Linked DNA regions of Homo sapiens: region 2 is linked to region 1. A link is a loop called in an ENCODE intact Hi-C map of the cell type or tissue named here. Cell type or tissue: tibial artery. All regions are shown on one strand. Each heading gives the region's core, and the rest is flanking DNA. Links, peaks and the distances in the headings are about the cores only.

Evidence for each region. Hi-C counts contacts between places; a loop is a spot of excess contacts. Peaks named below come from ENCODE experiments on the same cell type or tissue, not always from the same donor. Only the 100,000 strongest peaks of a DNase experiment are listed, where the experiment ranks them.
Region 2: it touches region 1 in a loop (11-fold over the local background); 1 of 110 quality-filtered maps calls a loop at or near these places.

The regions. Positions count from the first base shown.
Region 1 is chr6:94,460,406-94,465,794 of GRCh38, reverse strand. No RefSeq gene overlaps it. Among named protein-coding and RNA genes, the nearest start is that of TSG1, 760 kb to the right of the region's middle. In tibial artery, for the core only: no CTCF peak of the experiment used is centred there; DNase peaks (open chromatin) are centred at 2,524 and 2,744.
Region 2 is chr6:94,388,714-94,394,102 of GRCh38, reverse strand. No RefSeq gene overlaps it. Among named protein-coding and RNA genes, the nearest start is that of TSG1, 680 kb to the right of the region's middle. In tibial artery, for the core only: no CTCF peak of the experiment used is centred there; no DNase peak of the experiment used is centred there.

The DNA of each region.
Region 1 (5,389 bases), core at 163-5,162:
TTCTACAAACACCAGAATTTAAGGGATCAGCTTGGAAGATAACAGTTTTTAAAAATTTGGTAAATTATGTAACCCATAATAACATTTCAGTATTTTAATTCAGCATACTTTAGTTGATATTGTATGGGTTTCAACTAACAGGCACCAATTTGGGATAGTTCAACTGGCAGAAGCATTTGAACTAGAGCAACTCCATCTTGAATAGGGGCTGGGTAAAATAAGGCTGAAATCTACTGGGCTGCATTCCCAGGATGTTAGGCATTTTTAGTCACAGGATGAGAGAGGAGGTCAGCATAAGATACAGGTCAAGAAGACCTTCTTGATAAAACAGCATGTGGCAAAGAAGCCAGCCAAATCCCACCAAAACCAAGATAGTGATGAAAGTGACCTCTGGTCATCCTCAGCACTCATTATACACTAATTATAATGCGTTAGCATGCTAAAAGACCCTCCCACCAGCACCATGCCAATTTACAAATGCCATAGCAATGTCAGGAAGTTACCCTATATGGTCTAAAAAGGGAAGAAACACTCAGTTCTGGGAAATGCTCACCCCTTTCCCAGAAATAATCTACCCTTTGTTTAGCATATAATCAAGAAGTAACTATAAGTATAATCAGTTGAGCCACAGATGCTGCTGCTCTGCCTATGGAGTAGTTATTCTTTTGTTTCTTTACTTTCTTAATAAAGTTGCTTTCACTTTATGGACTCACCCCAAATTCTTTCTTGCAGGAAGTCAAAGAACCCTTTCGTGGGGTCTGGATCAGAACCCCTTTCTACACAACCAATAAAGGAATTTGATAGAAGGATGCGGGGGCAATCAAAGCTGAAAGCAAAGGGTAGTCTTGGTGAATAAGAAGTAAGAACTGGAAAATCAACAAGGACTAGAGAGTAATTTCTACTGATCCTACATGACTCTGCTTTGCACCTCTGATTCATTCTTTCTTCTGAAGATTAACTTTACTTTCTCTACATCTGCAAATTTATATTATTATATTTATAGCATTATCATAAAATCTAAATACCAATCCCAAAGTTTTTTGAGAGAGCAGCTGTTTGCCTAGCTGGGAGCATGTGTAGATCTCTATTCCAATAATTTATCGCTAAGAGTTTATGGTTACATCACACAAACATTGGCAGAAGACTAATATCTTTAGTGAAAAGTCTTTTCTCATTGAAAAAGAAATTGTAAAATCAACCTTACTGTCCTATATGGAGAACAAGATATTATGTGCTCAAATCTAATATTAGAGTTCATATTTATTTATCACAATCAGGCGTAACAATCCCTTTGAAGTAGGTTTACTGCAAACAAATCAAGATGAGAATGTATGCCTTTCAAAAAAAATTATTCTCAAATGTTTTATATTTTAATAAAAATGCTGAGCTAATAAAAATTTGAACGTGCTGATTTGTCTCCTTTCTCAGTTTTGGTGTCATGCCACAACCAGTACCAGGCTCCCTGTCGCCACGGCCTGATCTGCTTGAAAGGGGGAAGCTGCACTCTGCCTTGTTACCTCAGATTGCAGCTTGAGCATTGATAATTATCATTATTGGTTAGCAGCCCATCACTTTCTTTTGTTCTTCACTTCCTGAGACCTTTTGAACAGACAGGTAAGAGTGTGGTGTTAACATTTCCAGACCCATATGTGAATATGTATTATGATGCTAATTGCACAGGTATTTGAATATTTGGAGGACAGTCACTAAAGAAATTTAGAATTACAAAGCCCACTTCATACTTTTTAGTAAGCAAGTGTGCTCATTTGAGAGAAGCGTTTGAACAAAAAGGACAGAAATCGTCATGAGGAGATTGTCTTTTCTGTCTTTAAAATAAAGAGATCACTTAAGAAGGAGGCTATTTTATTAAATAAAATGTAACAAATCTTTGGGTGTGTGTATTGTATGTGTGTGTGCCTGTGTGCATATATGTGAAAATAGATTTCCTGCATCTAACAACCATCCTACTAAGAAGGGATAAGTAACATTTTACAAGAATTATCCGAAGCTGGCTCCTCTTACTTCTTTGCCCACTTGTTTTTATTTCCTTCCCTACTTCTTTTTCCATTCTCTTAAAAAGTTTTGCACCATAGTCTAACAAAAATATTTTTGTGAGCAGGCAGAATAGAAGCCTCCAGCAATCATATCCCCAACAGGAACACCAATTAAACAGCTATCCACACAAAGAAATATCTCCATAAGAACCAAAAATAAGGTGGGCAATCACATTGCCTGGTTTAGAGGCACTGAAGAGAGTAGGAAAGACTGTCTTGAATTGCTGACATCACCTCTGCTGCATCCCCAGGCAGCAGCAACCTCATGGCACAAAGAGAGAATCATTTTACTTAGGGGAAGGAAAGCTCAGTGATTGTGGGACTTTGCTTTGGAACTCAATGCTGCCGGTCATAATGGAAAGCAACATGGGGCAGAATTCAGCCAGTGCCCACAGAGCAAGCATTTAGACCAGCCCTAGCCAGAGGTAAATTGTCCAGTCTGGCGGTCAGAACCTGAGTTCCAGCTAGCCATGCCACTGCAGGCCAAAGCACTCTAGGATCCTAAATAAATTTAGAAGGCGGTCTAGGCCACAAGGACTGCAAATCTTGGGCAAGTCCTGGTGCTGTGCTGGGCTCAGAGCCAGTGGAGTTGGGGTTCACATGACCTAGTGAGACACCAGCTTGGGGCAGCCAAAGGAGTGCTTGTAGCAACCCTCCTCCATTCCAGGCAGCACAGCTCTCAGCCTGGGAGAGACTGATTCCTTCTGCTTAAGAAGAGGAGAGGGGAGAGTAAAGAGGACTTTGTCTTACACCTTGAATACCAGCTCAGCCACAGGAGGACAGGGCACTAGACAGAGTCGTGGGGGCCCATCCCAAGGCCTAAACCCTGGATGACACATCCTGGGTCATAAGGGAACCTACTGCTTTGAAAGGAAGTACCTAGTTCTGACAGGATTTATCACCTGCTGACAGAAGAGCCATTGGGCCTTGGATAAACCAGACAGTAGTTTTTGTGGGCCTTGTCTGAGATCCAGTGCAATGCTGGCTTCAGGGGTGACCCAGCACGTTCCCAGCTATAATGGACATGTGGAGAGACTCTTGCTTGAGAAAATGAGAGGGAAGGATAAAGGGGACTTTGCCTTATAGCTTGGGTACCAGCTCTGCCGCAGTAAGATAGAGCACCAAGGGGCCTCCTGAGGTTTCTAATTCTAGGCCTTGGTCTGGGATGGTGACATTTCTGGATTCTGTGGGTCAGAGGAGAACCCACTGCCCTGAAGGGAGAGACCCAGGCCTGGTAGCATTTAGCACAAACTGACTGAAGAGCCCTTAGGCCTTGAATAAACATCAGTTACAGCCAGGCAGTGCTCACCACAGGCCTGGGCCACCTGACCTTGGGGAGAGACTCCTTCTTGAGGAAAGGAGACAGAAAAGTGGGAGGGACTTTGCCTTGAGGCTTGAGTGTCAACTCAGCTGCAGTGGAATAGAACACTAAATAGATTTCTAAGGTTCCTGACTCCAGGCTCTGGCTCACAGTCATTTCTGGACCCTATTTGGAGCAGGAGAAAGGGGACCTCACTGTCCTGAAAGGAAGAACAAGCCTGGCTGAATTCACAATTGAAGAAATGAATTCTTCAATTCAGGAGTGAAGAAAAAAATACAAAAGATCAACAAAACAAAAAGCTGGCTTTTGAAAAGATAATATTGGCAAACTTTTAGGCAGACTAAGAAAAAATGAGAGAAAACCTGAAGAAATAAATTCAGAGATGAAAAAGGATATATTACAACTGATAGCACAAAAATTCAAAGGTTCATTAGGGACTACTATGAGCAACTATATGGCAATACATTGGAAAACCCATAAAAAATGGATAAATTCCTAGACACATAAAACCTACCAAGATTGAACCATGAAGAATCCAAAACCTGAACTGACCCAAAACAACTAACGAGATTGAAGTCACAATAAAAAGTTTTCCAGCAAAGAAAAGTCTGGAACCCAATGGCTTCAACTGCTGAGTTCTGCCAAACATTTAAGAAGAATTAATACCATTACTATGCAAACTATTCAGTAAAATAGAGAAAGAGGGAATACTTTTAACTTCATTCTATGAGGCCAGTGTTATCTTGATACCAAAATCAGACAAAGACACATCAAAAAAAGAAAACCATTGGCTAATATCTCTGAAGGACATTGAAATAAAAATCCTCAATTCAGCAAACTGAATTCAACAACACATTAAAAAGATCATTCATCATGACCAAGTGGGATTTATCCCAGGGATGCAAAGAAGGTTCAAAATACAAAAATCAATCAATGTGATATAAACAGAATGAAAGACAGAAAAAATGGGATCATTTAAATTGATGCTGAAAAAACATATGTTAAAATTCAACATCCCTTTATGAGAAAAATTCAAAAAACTTGGGATAGAAGGAACATGCCTTAACACAATTAAAGCCATATATGACAGAAAAACAGCTAGCATTATAGTGAATGGAGAAAAACTGAAAGCCTTTTCTCTAAGATCTGGAACAAAACAAGAGTGTCCACTTTTTCCACTGTTAAGTCAATATAGTGCTAGATATCTTAGCTAAAGCAATCAGACAAGAGAAAGAAATAAAGGATATCCAAGTTGAGGAATAAGTCAAATTATCCTTGTTTGCAGGTAATATGATCTTATATTTGGAAAAAACTAAAAACTCCACCAAAAAACTACTAAAATTGAAAAACAAATTTAGTAAGTTGCAGGATGCAAAATCAATATACAAAAAATCAATAGCATTTCTATATGCCAACAGTGAAAAATCTGTAAAATAAATCAAGAAAGTAACCCCATTTACAATATCCACAAATAAAATTAAATACCTAGAAATAAACTTAATCAAAGAAGTGTGAAAACCCTACAATGAAAACTATAAAACACTAATGCAAGAAATCGAGGAGAACACAAAAAAGTGAAATGATATTTCATGTTCATAGATTGGAAAAATCAATATTGTTAAAATATGCACATGACCCCAAGTAATCTATAGATTCACTGTAATCCCCATCAAAACACCAATAACATTCTTCTCAGGAATATACAAAAAAATTCTAAAATGTATATGAAACCACAAAAGACCCAGAATAGTCAAAGTTATCCTCAGCAAAAGAGAACAAAACTGAAGGAGTTACATTATCTGACTTCAAATTATACTGCATAGCTATAGTAAACAAAACAGCATGATATTTGGCATAAAATTAGACCCATCAGCTAATGGAAGAGGATAGAGAACCCAGAAATAAATTGATACTACAGTGAATTCATTTTTGACAAAGATGCCAAGAACATACTTTGGGGAAAGGCCAGTGTCTTCAACAAATGGTGTTGAGAAGACTAGATATCCATATGCAG
Region 2 (5,389 bases), core at 316-5,315, 72 kb after region 1:
TAAGAATTCTGGCAGATATTTGTGCTAAGATCAAATTATCCATCAGCTGAAGAACTGGTTAGCTCTTTGCAGAACCACAAACTAGGATAGTTATAAAACTAACTGCAAGGCCAAAACTAGGAACCAGAAATTTTGGTTACTTCTTAACAACATCTCTCTGAACCATCTCAGGCCTTCTTTTCTCCTGAAGCCCGCACAGCCTTGTTTATTCTGGGGCTTCTTAGCCGTCCGTGGTAGCTCCGGCCAGGGTAAGGCAGTCACCTCCAAGGGTTCCTGATGGGAGAAGGGGACTGCTCTCCTTACTGCTATATTTCAAAACTTATCTCAGATCTTATTTCCTTTCTCTTTTGGAGCCTTCCATGAATAAAGAGGCCCTTAAAGTTCCTTTTCAGAGAACCTTTTAGTGCAAAACTTATATCTTCTTCAGCTCTTTTCTTTTTTCCCCTCAACTTTCCATTTGGGGAATTTTTCTTAACCTATTATTAGGATGGGGACTAAAACAAATGCATATTCTTGGAAACTTTTCTGTCTTATACCTAGGTTAATGTTTTTGAAATTTTCATTAAGAGAATGCAGATTTTGATGGTTAAACTTCATATTTCTACTAAGACAGTTAGTTCTTCCTTAAAGCAAATGTCTCAGAATAAGCAGGGAATGTGGGGAAATGGTGATAACTTAATAACATACTGATATATGCTACCATTGGTTTGTTGCTTAGGGCTACAGGTTGATTGTGTAGCACAAGTGTTGATGCAATTAAGCACAGGGAAGCCTCTCCAGGAAAGGCTTCAGCTTAATATTCAAGACTGATGTAAGGATTGATGTATAAAGCAGTCAGCCCAGTGCTTGGCAAATACAAAGGGGACTGGGGGAGTGGCTACTAGCTCTTATTAACAGTGACATGGAAATGTCACTTTAAATTTTAAAAATGGCTACTGATGCAGTTTATACTTCAGTAAGAGTATATCTTGTCTATTATAATAGTGCAAGCAATTAGCAGATATAGTATTAATGGCTCACCTCCTAAAACTGTCTTTGTGAGAGGGACTGATTCAGCTAGTTGGATACTGATAATCTCATTACAGCCAATTCTTACATAACGCTCCCGTGGAAAGATGTTTCTATACAAAGGATAGGTTAGACTTCTATCCATAGGATTATTTTTCCCATTCATGATGAAAAATATTTGATTTTTGAGTATGGGAGGGAGAGCATATACCTAATTTCCCCATATTTTCAATATTCTGACTTCCCTCTATGTCCCCACTGAATAAAATCCTATGCATTTTTCTAGCCAAGAGTGGACCGAATGGGGGGAAATTTTACTAGACCTTTTAAATCTCAAGATTCTGGATTCAGAGAGAGGGGAAGGAGTGTGGAAGTGAGAACAGAGAATGCACCATCTACCTAGTGTGTTCCCCAGATGGATGATTGATGGCACTAGAAGAATTAAAGAATTTTATTCAGTTGAACTTATCTAGAAAAGGTAGAGTAAAAGAGTCTAATCTTATTACCATAAAAAGCCTCAGATATTAGGTACTAAGTCCAATTCAATCACTAACCCGCTGGACTTTTAAATGTGATGAAGGGCTGAGGTATATCACAACCATTTGGGTATGTCTCTTATGCATCCATAATATTACTGGAAAACCCAATTGTTTGTCCATTATGTTACCAGTATTTGTTATTGTTTTTAATTTTTGTGGTTACATAATAGGTATGTATATTTTGGGGTACATGAGATACTTTGATACAGGCATGCAATGTGTAATAAGCACATCATGGTACATGGGGTATCTATCCCCTCACACATTTATCCCTTGTGTTACAAACAATCCAATTAAACTCTAAGTTGTTTAAAAATGTATAGTAAATATATTACTGGCTATAGTCACCCTGCTATGCTATCAGTTACTAGGTCTATTCATTGTTACTATTATTTTGTACCCATTAACAACCCCCACCTCTCCCTGACCACCCCACTACACTTTCCAGCCTCTAATAACCATCTGTCTATTCTCTATCTCCATGAGTTCAATTGTGTTAACTGTTAGCACCCACAAATGAGAACATACAAAGTTTGTTTTCTGCTTCTGGCTTATAGTTCTTGTAATTTTTTTGCATATTCAACTTTTTGTCATTTTTTTCCTTAAATTTATTTAAAATATATATATAAAATAATGTACAATTATTCATATTATGTCTACATATATGCTCAAAAACACATAGAAAACAGAAAAAAAAAGTCCCCCTAATTCTATCTCTGGCATTTTATCTGTTCTTTTAAACAATCACATTGATAACTATATGTTAAAGAGCTTTAATAATAAAATATGCAAATTTGGGGGTGGTGATTTTGGCTTTCTGTTTCTTACAGTCATAGTAACTGTGGCTTTCATGGGATCAAAATGTTGTGCTGGAGAAATGTCTAGTTGTATGCCTTCACTTGAGGCACATAATGGGTAAGAGGCTCTGTTTTCAAAATACCTGGGCTAGAATTTATTACCTGTGGGATCATGAAGTGGGGGATTTTCTATCCTCTCATGCTTTGACTTATCTTTAAAAGGATAGAACCCACATTCTAGGGTTTGTTGTGAGACATCTATTAGTATTTTAATATATTTTAAGATTCTATTAGTATTTTAATATATGGATAGAGTCTAAAATTGGCCCTCTTATGTTATGACAACTCACCTATGTAGCCTTCAATAATTCTCCAAATATACCTTGTAGAAATACCAAGTATGTGGAGTAAGAAGCAAGAAAACTTTTGAAGAGTCGTAAGTCATATCACTCAATATGCAGACTAATTCCCAAGCACTTAATCCATTCAGGTTCCCATTCATAGCTATGGAATCTTGTTTTACATGTATTTCTAACAGCCTTTTCTCAGCTGTTAGTAGACTAGAAATAAATTAAGATTGTGTTTTTAAAAAGCAACATAAAACCAAATTGAATTAAAGTAAATTGAAAGACAAATAGTTTCAATGAAAGAAGTAAAATATTAATATAACAGCCTACAGGTAAGCATCGAAGCAAAGTATGAAAAATATACACAAAACCAAAACAGAACCACAAACACAGCACAGTGTAAGGTCATTTATCGTAATTGCTGTATCAGATCATAAGACAATAATATGAATTCTGCCTAAATTATCTATGACAGTTTAAATGATGTTCAATATGTTCTCTTTATACACAGGAAAGTATATAATAAGTTTTTAAAAAAAATAACAAAATAGGCAAGATTTTTATTTTTAAGTGCCTTTTTATGAGTTAGAAACAAATCATAAAACAAATTGTTCAAAATAACACAGTCACAGAAGGTTTAAATTTTGTTTCAGAGACAGCCACAGGCTTGTGAAGTTCTGTGCCTAATTCTCCTGGTGAGTCCTCACAGATACACTGACTAGGGAAAGCTTGAAGGGGAATAGATAGGACAGTCATCCTAGCAACTTCATCCTCTGTCCTACAATAGAATTGTAAAACGAAAGAAATTCATCTTTGAAAATTTTGAAAATTTACACATTATATCCTTCATGTACCACTTTTTTATAATACTTAAATTAATGGTGCAGGCTCATATAATATGTTACTTCTTGTCACTAATTTTAATTAAAAAATTTAACTCTTTTTTAATTCATTTTTTATATTGCTCATTCATTGTAGAATATCCCACTTTTACTAAGGCAAGACTATTCTCTCAAGGGCTATCATCCCACAGAAACCATAGCAGCTTAGTCAAGAAGAGACCAGAACCATTGGTTCTACATTCTGCTCCATTAAGCAAGGCAAAACTGTAACATCACAATGAAACGCTCAGCTGTATAATTTATTCAGTGAAATGGTTATATTTATTCATTTCAACAACATTACAATTATAATTATCAGCTCCTTCCAATGTTTACATAATAAAATTCTTTTATTAAAATATGTGTTAGTAATACTTCTCATTCATGCCTCTCCAGACATGGTAGGAGATTGTTTAAAATTTTTAATAAAAATGAGTATAAGAGGGTCCTCATGCTTATACATTTTTTACTTAATTCAACGTAAATGCTAAAGAAAATATTTCAGTAATGAAATAACAAAATTGTAAATATGTTTACTATTTATACATGCTTAACATATGTGAAGCTATAAAAATAGAAGAAATTTTACCTACAGACATTTATTTGACTGTTAAAATAGTGAGTAGAGTTTTGATTTCTTTTTTCCCCTTTAATGCGATTTCTTAAATTGCCTGAAAATACTGCCTGACAAAAGTGCTCTGGCTAATACTGTAATTTAGAAGAGCATTGAAATGTGCCCTCAGCTAGGAAAGTCACAGGTTCTTAGTTCTCCTCTTACTTGTGCAATAGGGAGTTTATAATGGAAATGACAACACACCATTAACTATAGCACTGCTTGTGGGCATTGATATAAATATCATTACAGATTAAAGACCTCTGCAAGAATTTAGTCAAGTAGGATTAGCAAATAAACTATTAGAGGTGAAGATTAAATTGTGATAGACAAAATAAAGTAGATTTTCTGCTATATTCTCAATTTCATTTGTTTCCCAGAATGGCAACAATTCTTCTTAGTTTGTAAAGTGCCTCGTATATTTGCCCTGCAGCTAGAAAGTGCAGCCAAGAGGTGTGGAAGAAAACCTGAGGTTATGACTGACAACGAAAGGATAGGAGAGAGGGCTTAGGACTCAGTATGTCTCAGTTGTGACTCATAGCCTTTAAGCCATTTACAGAAGCTGAAATTTCAGAGCTATTAGGTGCTGTACATATCCACAATCCTGAGAAATATAAGGTGATATTTTAGCCTTTTGGACTTCATGGCCTTATAGGATCCTGTTGCCAATCTCCTATGTTTTGAAATCTCATGTGATAGTTTTAAGAAGCTCAAAATAGCAATTTGAATACATATTTACCAGTAGTACTGACTTGATCTACAAGAATATAGGTATGTGTTATGATTTGAATATTTGCATCCCCCCAAAATTCATATGTTGAAACCTAATTGCCAGTGTGAATGGTATTAGAAGATGAGGGCTTTGGGATGTGATTAGCTCATGAATTCAGAGCTCTCATCAGTGGGGTTAGTGCCCTAATAAAAGGGAGCCCTTTCACTACGAGCAGACATGATGAGAAGGCTCCATCTATGAAAAAGTGCATCCTCACCAGACACTGAATCTACTGGATCCTTGATCTTGAACTTCCCAGCCTCCAGAACTGCAAGAAATAAATTTCTGTTTGTAAGCTATTCAGCTTACAGTACTTTTCTATAGCAGCCTGCACTGTAACTTAGAAATCTAAGACAGTATTAAGCGGGTGTATTGGCATGTGTGTGAAGAGATATATTTGTGAACATGTGTGTGTGTTTCCCCCAAGGAAAT